Regions from separate parts of the Homo sapiens genome. Here all the other regions are linked to region 3. Evidence: chromatin contacts called from ENCODE Hi-C data. All regions are on one chromosome and are shown on one strand. Each heading gives the region's core, a stretch centred on a gene start or an enhancer-like site at or near the end of the contact. The rest is flanking DNA. Distances are from core to core; before and after follow the strand shown. Region 1 holds the start of ACTR5 (actin related protein 5). Region 2 holds the start of DHX35 (DEAH-box helicase 35). Region 3 holds the start of MROH8 (maestro heat like repeat family member 8).

Region 1 (2,978 bases), core at 118-2,617, 1.6 Mb before region 3:
TTTAAGTTATTAAGTCAAGGTCCCATCCAAACTGTCAGCAAATCGTGTTGGCTCTATCTTCAAAGTATTTCCAGAATCCAACTGCTTCTAATGACATTCCCTGCTATCTGCCTCATCTAAGCCACCATCATCCCTTACCTGGGTTATTCCAACAGCCTCCTAACTCGTCCCTGTTTCCACCCTATGATCCAAGACAATTCATTCTCCATACAGCAGTAATAGTGATCCTTTTAAAACACAAGTCAGGTCCTTCTTCAGCTCAACACCCTGCCATGGCTCCCCATTTCACTCAGTAAAAGCCTATAAGGTGTGTGATCTGCCTCTCCACTACCTCTCTGACATCCTCTTTCAGGTACTACTCTCCCCCTCACACAGGCAGCCTTGCAGTTAGGATTAGGGCACACTCCTGCCTCGGGGCCTTTTTACTGGCTGCTCCCTCTGCCTGGACCGTTTTTCCTTCAGATATTCACATGGCTTGCTACCTGAATCACCTCCTTCAAGTCCTTGCTCAAACATCACCTTCACGAGTCCTACCCTGACCATCTTACTGAAAAAATGTAACTCCCTCCTCTCCTATCACGGCGTAGAATCTACTATTTCTATGTTTACTGTCTGCCTTTTCATACTAGAATATCTTTCCATAGTATTAACAGCTCCATAAGCACAGGAAGTTTTGTGTTCACACATGTACTCCAAATGCCTAAAAAGTGCCTGACACAGAGTAAGTGCTCAATACGTATTTGTTAATAAATGGGCTTCTTAACAAACAAGCATATATGCCCAAAGGTATGCTCCAAGATACAAGGAGCAGCATTTTATTCGCTGCTACACCCACAGCGCCTAGCATCTGGTCGACTAAAAGACAATCGGAGCTACTGAAGTGACTGTTACCTCTCCGAGAGCAGAGTGAGCGGAGACGAGACCGCACCCCTCCCCTCAAACCCAGCCCAGCCCAGCCTACTCCGCCCTTCACCTGTGAGGAGACACCCAGGTGCTGGAAGCTGTAGTCCAGCAGCAACTCCTGAAGCTCCAGGTTGACCGGCACGTTGCGGTCGAAGGGCGAGCGCAGCATCCAGCGCAGTGGCTCCAGGCTGCCCAGAGCGTTCCCCACCTGCGGGCCCGACGCGCCCCGTGCCCCGCCACGACCGCGGGCGCACACCGCGCGGAACTGCAGGCGCGGCTCGGGACCTGGGTCCTGCCCGGGACACGCCCAGCCAGCGCGGACTTGGAACGACCCGTTGTCCAGCACCAGCGGTACCGGCAGTGGCCCGTGTGCCACCGGGCCGGCCTCCAGCACTGGGTCCGGTGCGGCACGGGCGTCGCGGAACGGGAACACGTTCGCCGCCATCTTGGAGCGCGCGTCCAGCCCCGCCCCTCGGCGCAGTGTCCGCCCAGACGCCGCGAAACCGCGCCCCCGACGTCACGCCGCGCGATTCAGGCCTTTAAGTACCTCGATGCCCCCTCCCTTCTCGAAGCCCGGCCAGCCTTTCCACTTGACTCGCCTCTGGCTGTCAAGGCTGCTTTCAGGATCGCTGAGACGTACCCATTCTGGCTGCGAAATTCTACGTTTCTTAACCTCTCCCCCAATAGCCTATGAGTGCCCACGCCCCTTCACTCTAGCCGGGACGCCCGGTTTGGAAGCCCCGCCCCAAAGCCTATCGCCGCCAGGCCCCGCCCCTTTCTGGCTGCCAGCTTCAGCGCCGCGCTCGGTGGAGCCCCGCCTCTCTGCCTGGCCACGCCCCATTGCCGGGCGCGCACCGTCGGCCGGGCGCGCACCGTCGGCCGGGCGCGCACCTTCGACCGCCGGCGGCCCCGCCTCCGCGTGGCTGTCTCGCCCTCAGTCTTGCGTCCTGGCTAGAAGGGTCCTTTATCTTTTGACGCTTCCTTTACGTTAAGAAATCTCAAACTCTGCCGACTGTTCAATTTCTTGACTAGGGAGCTGACTACTCAGTTCTGTTCACTTTACTAACTCGCACAGACTGTGTCTTCTCACTAAGACACAGTGTTTTCTCAAACCCTGAGAAAAGACTGCTGATTGTTCCCCAAGCATTCCCTCTCTTTTAGTGGCATCACCTCCCACTCCCACGTGGCCATCCGTCTGGCTGCGATCTAGATGCGCTCATGTGACTAAATTCTGGCCAGGAGCGGGTGGGAGAGGAGGCCATGTGTGTGACCCACTCAGTTTTAGCCCTAAAAGCACTCGTCGCGCTCTATCCTGTCGCATTTCCATCTTTTCACTAGCTAAGGGGGTAAGAATTAGAGCAGTTGTTTTACTACAACCTTTTTTTGTGCAGTGGGGCGATCTCGGCTCACTGCAGCCTCGACTTCCTGGACTCAAGTGATTCTCCCGCCTCAGCCTCCTAAGTAGCTGAGATTACAGGCGTGCACCACCACGCCCAGCTAATTTTTATATTTTTAGTAGAGAAGGGATTTCACTATGTTGCCCATGCTGGCCATAACCATTTTGAAAGAAGAAAAAGAATAGAGCAGCTGCCTTGAATCTACTCTACCAGGTCTATAACACTTCAGTTTGAGAGATAAAATCAAATTAGTTACAAAAGATATTGTAAGCGAGAAATGAAACTCCTAACTTATCTCAAGAACCTCTATTAACAGTGTTTGTTGTTGTTGTTGTTTGTTTTTTTTAAGACGGAGTCTGGCTCTGTCACCCAGGCTGGAGTGCAGTGGTGTGATCTTGGCTCACTGCAACCTCCACATCCCCGGTTCAAGCAATTCACCTGCCTCAGCCTCCCGAGTAGCTGGGATTACAGGCATGCTCCACAACACCCAGCTAATTTTTTTTATTTTTAATACAGACGGGATTTCGCCACGTTGGCCAGGCTGGTCTCGAACTCCTTGGCTCAAGTGATCCGCCTGCCTCGGCCTCCCAAAGTGCTGGGATTACAGGCTTGAGACGACGGGCCCAGCCTGTTAACACACCTAAACCAGATTGGGAGCCAGCCCAGTGGCAAAAATCA
Region 2 (2,931 bases), core at 70-2,569, 1.8 Mb before region 3:
GTACCCTGGTCTGATTTCAAACAATTAATTCAGCTCTTTATTATACCTAACACTTTCACCTGTTACTAAAAGCGTGAATAAATTAAAAGTATTCATTACTTAGTAAGTTCCTAGTTTTGGATGCAAATAAAACTCAGGATGGATAATTGGCTGATGACTTGAAATGCTGAACCATAAAACTGTCAAGTGACAGACTACAAATTTTTAAAAAGCATTAAACATATCTCTTGCTTGGGTTTATCTCTCACATCACTTATATGCATGGTCAGAATTTCAGAGAACCACTGAAAAATTAAAAGCTTTGCTTATATTACATTCTTGGTGTCATTTCATTTTTGCTGCAATATACTTTGCACATCCAGACCTGCAGGGGTGCAGGTGGTAGAAAAAAATCAAGCTGGTAGCTGTAATTTAAAAACTTTTGTTTTTTACAAGAAACTGTTTGCAGAGAGGAAGTAATGCATCTAGTACGGTCTGGCATATGCACATTCAGTAAAAACCTGATTAATGAGTAAATATCAAGACAAAACAAGTAAAGCATTTTGTGATTGTGATTCGTGTTAGTCTGTAAGAGAGGAAGTGGCTGGCAGCCAATATGAAGGACTGTTCCCTTTTCTAGTAGACATTCGGAGTGGACAACAATTATCCTAAAAGAAAATAACACACTTTCCCTTTTTTTGAGCATTTATTCTAAGTCTGACAACGCGTTCTGCTTGTCATTTAAGCCCACAGCATAGAAGCTATTGTTCTGCCCACTTTACAGGTAAAGAAGTCATGGCTCAGAGGCATTAAGTGACTCGCCCAAGGTCACCCTACTACAAGGCAGAGACGAAAATTCGAACCCGGACAGTCTGACTCCATAACTTGGGCTTGCAAGCCTCCAGCAGCGAGCAGCATTGTCTGTCGGGCCACAGCGCAACCCCAGGGCGCTAACGAGACACGAGAGGGAGCTTTAGGATTCCCCATCTCGCGGGGTGGGCAGGACAAGCATCAGTAACGAGGAAGACGAGGCCTGAGGAGGCTGGACCACTTTAACAAGGTCACAAAGAGTTTCTGCTCACGCTAGGGGAGCACCCCCAAATCCCTCGGGACCACTGGGGAGCCTGAGCCAGAGCTCCCCCCGCACAGAGGCGGCAGCGCCCAGCTCGCCGAGGTCAGGCCTGCGAGCAGGTCTGCTGGCCCCAGGGCGCCGGCCGCGGCGCCAAGACCGAAGTCAGGCCGCCGCATCTGCCCAGCGTTCCACCAAGGGCCTTACCGGGTCGCCAGAACTTCACCGGTCCCACGGGCGCAGCCATGTTGGGGTAAAAGGTCACGAGGCTAGCTCCACCCCACCGTCGCGCGCTAGGCCCCCAGGGCCCGGAGGGCGTGGCCCCCGAAGAGCCGCTGCCCAGACGGATCGCGCCGTGTGACGGCCACGCCCCCACAGCTACCGCCCCCGTCTGAGCCACGTGACCCACTTCCAGGCTCCGGCGAGCGCACCGGCCCCGCCCCCGAGCCCACGTGACCCTGCTCAGCCATTTTGGAGAAAAGGGCGCGCTCCTCCGCCTACCTCTTGAGCGTGGAGGGTAGATGCTTCAGGTGACCTTTTACGAGCGTGGCGTGTCCTGGATGGCGGCCGCACACTTAGGAAGAACGGGCTTTGGGAGAGGACCGCTGGCCCGAGAGTGGAACCTTGCACGCACTGGGCGTTGAAGCAGTGCTTTCTGGATTAAATACGAAATACTGATGTCACAAGCTACCTCAACTTGTCGACTTCTGTTTTATTCTCAATTTCAAATTGAAGGGTAATAATAGGAACTACCTCGTGGGTTGTATTTGTCAGTAAATATTGCGCGCCTGCTGTGGGCCCAGGTAGTGCGGCACAGTGCCCCAAATAAAACAATGCGAAATGATATGGAAGTCTTCAGGGACCTTGAGGGCAAAACGGAAAAACGGACTGGGGGTGGGGTGGAGCGAATGGGTTGGCAGAAGAGACTGAAAATGGGTAGATCAATTAAGGTAGTCCACCAACTCAGTGCTTCCTCCAATTTGATACCCTTGAGTCAAATGCTTGTTAAAAACACAGATTCTAGGCCTTGATCCAATTCTGAATCGATGTCCTGGAGCATGGCTTGGGAACCTGCATTTTGAGAAGCTCCTGAATTCTTCAGATTAACAAATTTGGGAAAGATTACACTAATCCATCAGACGAAAGGTGAGGTCAAAGAAAAAGAAATTACAGTAATCCAAAGGAGCGCTAAGAAGGGGTGATGAGCTCAAGTGGAGGAAATAACTTTCTAGGTAGGCAACTAATTGGAAGGAAGTGAGAGGCTTCAGAATCTATGCATTTTTAAAGCTGTGAAGAAAATTCTGAATTCTTTGAAAGAAGTGGCATCATTATGGCAAGAGCAGGGGCTTTTGTGGACAACCAGTCCAGACTTGGAATCGTAACTTTGCCATTTCCTAGCTCCTAGCTGTCATTTAATTTTAGTTGTAAAATGAGGTTTAAAGAGGTATTACATGAGATAACATGTAAAGTACCTAACAGTGCAAAACATAGCAGGCACTGAATCAATGTTAGCTCTCATTACCTCAACTCAGAGCAAATCCACCAGGGGGAAAAAAATCTGAATTTACCTGCATAGGTTCATGTAAGAATCTTCTTTGATTTATTTTTATAGTAATTAATGTAGGGACTCAATATCTGTTAGTCCCTCGGCCTAGAATTCTCCATCCATCCTTTAAATTATCTTTATCCCTTAAAGGGCTAGCTCTAAATTATCTATCCAACTTAAACATTCCCCCTTGTAGTCTAGGAACTGTATTCTCACTTTTGTGAGAAAAGTGACCTGTAGTTTAGTTGCCTGTAGTTTACCTGCCGCCACTATTACACAGGGAACTTACTGAGGACGAGGACCATGTCACATTCACATTCGTGGCCCAGTAACAAGT
Region 3 (2,907 bases), core at 408-2,907:
CAGGCTGGAGTGCAGTGGCGCGATCTCGGCTCACTGCAGCCTCCGCCTCCCGGGTTCAAGCGATTCTCCTGCCTCAGCCTCCCAAGTAGCTAGGACTACAGGCACGTGCCACCATGCCCAGCTAATTTTTGTCTTTTTAGTAGAGACGGGGTTTCACCATGTTGGCCAGGATGGTCTTGATCTCTTGACCTCGTGATCCGCCCGCCTCAGCCTCCCAAAGTGCTGGGATTACAGGCGTGAGCTACCGCACCCGGCTGGAGACCACTGGAAAGTTCTAAGCAGAGGAGTGATTTGACTTACACTCTAATGGTATTACTGTGTTGAGAATAAACAATACTGTGTGGAGAACAGACCATGCAGGTGCAAGGACAGAGCAGGGGACACCAGTTGGGAGACTACCGCCATAATCCAAGCCAGAAGATGATGGTGGCCCAAACCAGGGCAACAGCAGTGAACATGATGAGAAGTGATGAGAGTTAGTCTGGCTAGAATTCAAAGTCAAAGCCTATCAGAAACTGCTAATGGACAGAAAGACCTAAGAGAGAGCGGAGTCAAGATACTAATGCTGAATCCCCAATGCCTTGTGCACAGGCGGGTACCCAATATATGAAGATCTAGTGAATGGCTGCGACTAGCATTTTCCCACCTAGACCGTAAATTCCCCTAAAACAGCACCTGTGTCAGAATCCTAATCTTCTCACTCCATGTTAACGAGAGCAGTAACTTTTCTGACTAAAAGTTGAGCACTTAATATGTTAGGTATGCCCACGCTATGCTGTGCTTTGCACACACCAAATCATTAAATCCTCACAACATCTAAGCAAGGTGGCTATTTTCTGCATTTCACAGACCAGGAAAGTAAGGCTCAGAAGTAGTTACCTGCCCTAGGACACATCACTGAAAATCAAACTTCAGGCAATTTGAATCCAAAGTCTGCTTTTAACCACTTTACTATCCTGAACTTCTCAAATAATGAAACGGTGAGCCACTGACTCATTCATGTGTCACCCTGGGCAAGTAAGTTCCCTTCCGTGGGATTCCAACTTCTCATCTGTCAAATGGTAGTAACAAGAGTACATGCTTCCAAAGTTACGATGAGGCTACATGAAATTCCACCCTGCACAGCGTCTACTCAGTAACTTCCAATGCAGTTAACTTAGTTCTTACCTAGGGCCATGCACTGTTCTAAACTAAGCACGAAGATTATTTCACTTAATAAAGCAACTCAACGAGGCAGATAACGTGACTAATTTGACTAACTTATTTTACAGATGAGAAACTGAGGTGTAGAGGGGTTAAGTAACCTGCTTTGGGTTACACAATGAATACGTGGCCGACTGCAAGTTTGCACCTAGAGTGTCACTTGAGAACTTATGCTCCAGGCTCCCAGAGAGAAGTGAGGGTTTTCTTTGCCCCTTTCACTGAATGGGAAACTACAGCACAAAGAAGGACAATCTGCCCAAAACCTCACACGGAGTAAGGGGCAGCGCCGGGACCAGAACCTTAGGCCGCCTGGCCCAGAAGCCCGCGCGAGTGAAATGAATGAGGCCAGACCTAGGCTAAGCGCGTCCGCGGTCCCCACGGCTGAGCCTCGGGGCGACCCGTAGCTCCGCGCTGCACCCCTCCCCCAGGCACCAACCCCGCCAGGTCGCGGGCACTCCCACCAGCTCGCAGCCCTCCTTCGGACCCTCGATCCGAGAGCGCCCCAGCCAGAGCTTGTGCCCATGCCCCTGTCCCGCAGGGGAAGGGGATCCCGCCTGGCCGGCTCTCGAGCGGCGACTAGTAACCTCCCGCGGGCGACAGCCCTCTCCCCAAAGCCACGCGCAACTCCTCACCCGGCGGCGCCATTCCTCCGAGCAGGTCCCGCCGGAGTCCGAGCCGCGGGCTGACTTCCGCTCGGGAAAGTGGCTCCAAGAGCCCGCCACAGGGGACGCCAGGGACTCGCGGCAGGCTCTGCGGGCCAGGATGAGTTCTAAGCACAGGTCAGTGTCCGCGGCCCCGCTGAGCTTCGACGCTTCCAGCAGCCGCGGCCGGGATCCCAGTCCTCCCGCTCACAGGGCCTTGCAGTTCCCGAGGACAGACCCGCCTCTCCCCCGCGCCCAGGCCCACTTGGAACCGACCGTCTCGCAACGCTCCTATTCCGGGAGCTACCGGGACGCGGTTGGGCCAGGCCTCGGGGTGGGCCCGAGACGGGGCCGCTTCTGATTGGCCTGTCTGCTGTCACTCACTCGTCTTTCTGCTGCCCGGCCCATTTTAAAGGAACAGGAAGGGTCTCGTCGGGAGGGGATAGCTTAGAAGGGATTTTTTTTTCCTCTTTAGAAAATTGTGGCAGTTTCTGGCCGGGCGCAGTGGCTCACGCCTGTAATCCCAGAACTTTGGGAGGCCGAGGCGGGCGGATTACCTGAGGTGAGGAGTTCGAGATCAGCCTGGGCAACACGGTGAAACCCCGTCTCTACTAAAAATACAAAATTAGCCGGGCGTGGTCACACATGCCTGTAATCCCAGCTACTCGGGAGCCTGAGGCAGGAGAATCGCTTGGACCTGGGAGGCGGAGGATGCGGTGAGCCAAGATCGCGCCATTGCACTCCAGCCTGGGCAACGAGTAAATCTCCGTCTCACCAAAAAAAAAAGAAAAAGAAAATTATGTCAGTTTTTTCCAAAGATTATCAGTGGGGTTGTTAATAACTGACCTACGAGTGACGTTTTATCTGATTTGCAGAGCAATGCAGTGACTCATAGAGAACATATTAGGCCAGTTTTACAGGCTCAACATGGAGGTGGCTCATCCAGGAACACCGCTCTAATAACTAGCGCCAACTACTGAATGTTTACAGTATAACCCGACACTGTGCCGAACGCTCTACAAGCATTATTTCTTTTCTTTCCTTTTTTATTGATACGGGATCT

The links. A loop is a pair of places that touch in the nucleus more often than their neighbours do. Pooled maps may share reads with other maps.
Region 1: a pooled map shows a loop between it and region 3 (8-fold over the local background). The contact joins the promoter of ACTR5 here to the promoter of MROH8 in region 3. A Hi-C loop is called at or near these places in 5 of 50 pooled maps.
Region 2: a pooled map shows a loop between it and region 3 (7-fold over the local background). The contact joins the promoter of DHX35 here to the promoter of MROH8 in region 3. A Hi-C loop is called at or near these places in 4 of 50 pooled maps.

What each region holds. Positions count from the first base shown.
Region 1 is chr20:38,746,849-38,749,826 of GRCh38, reverse strand. It overlaps ACTR5 (actin related protein 5), which reads right to left and starts at 1,367. Exons shown (of 9, transcript NM_024855.4): 1 at 974-1,367. The coding sequence starts at 1,348. RefSeq lists silencers at 1,132-1,321, 1,622-1,891 and an enhancer at 1,270-1,771.
Region 2 is chr20:38,960,732-38,963,662 of GRCh38, reverse strand. It overlaps DHX35 (DEAH-box helicase 35), which reads right to left and starts at 1,319. Exons shown (of 22, transcript NM_021931.4): 1 at 1,256-1,319. The coding sequence starts at 1,295. RefSeq lists an enhancer at 985-1,294 and a silencer at 1,335-1,454.
Region 3 is chr20:37,178,298-37,181,204 of GRCh38, reverse strand. It overlaps MROH8 (maestro heat like repeat family member 8), which reads left to right and starts at 1,657. Exons shown (of 25, transcript NM_152503.8): 1 at 1,657-1,816; 2 at 1,818-1,982. The coding sequence starts at 1,725. RPN2 (ribophorin II) reads right to left here and starts at 1,875. Exons shown (of 17, transcript NM_002951.5): 1 at 1,836-1,875. The coding sequence starts at 1,848. RefSeq lists a silencer at 1,600-1,649 and enhancers at 1,200-1,757, 1,770-1,819, 2,170-2,249, 1,758-2,317.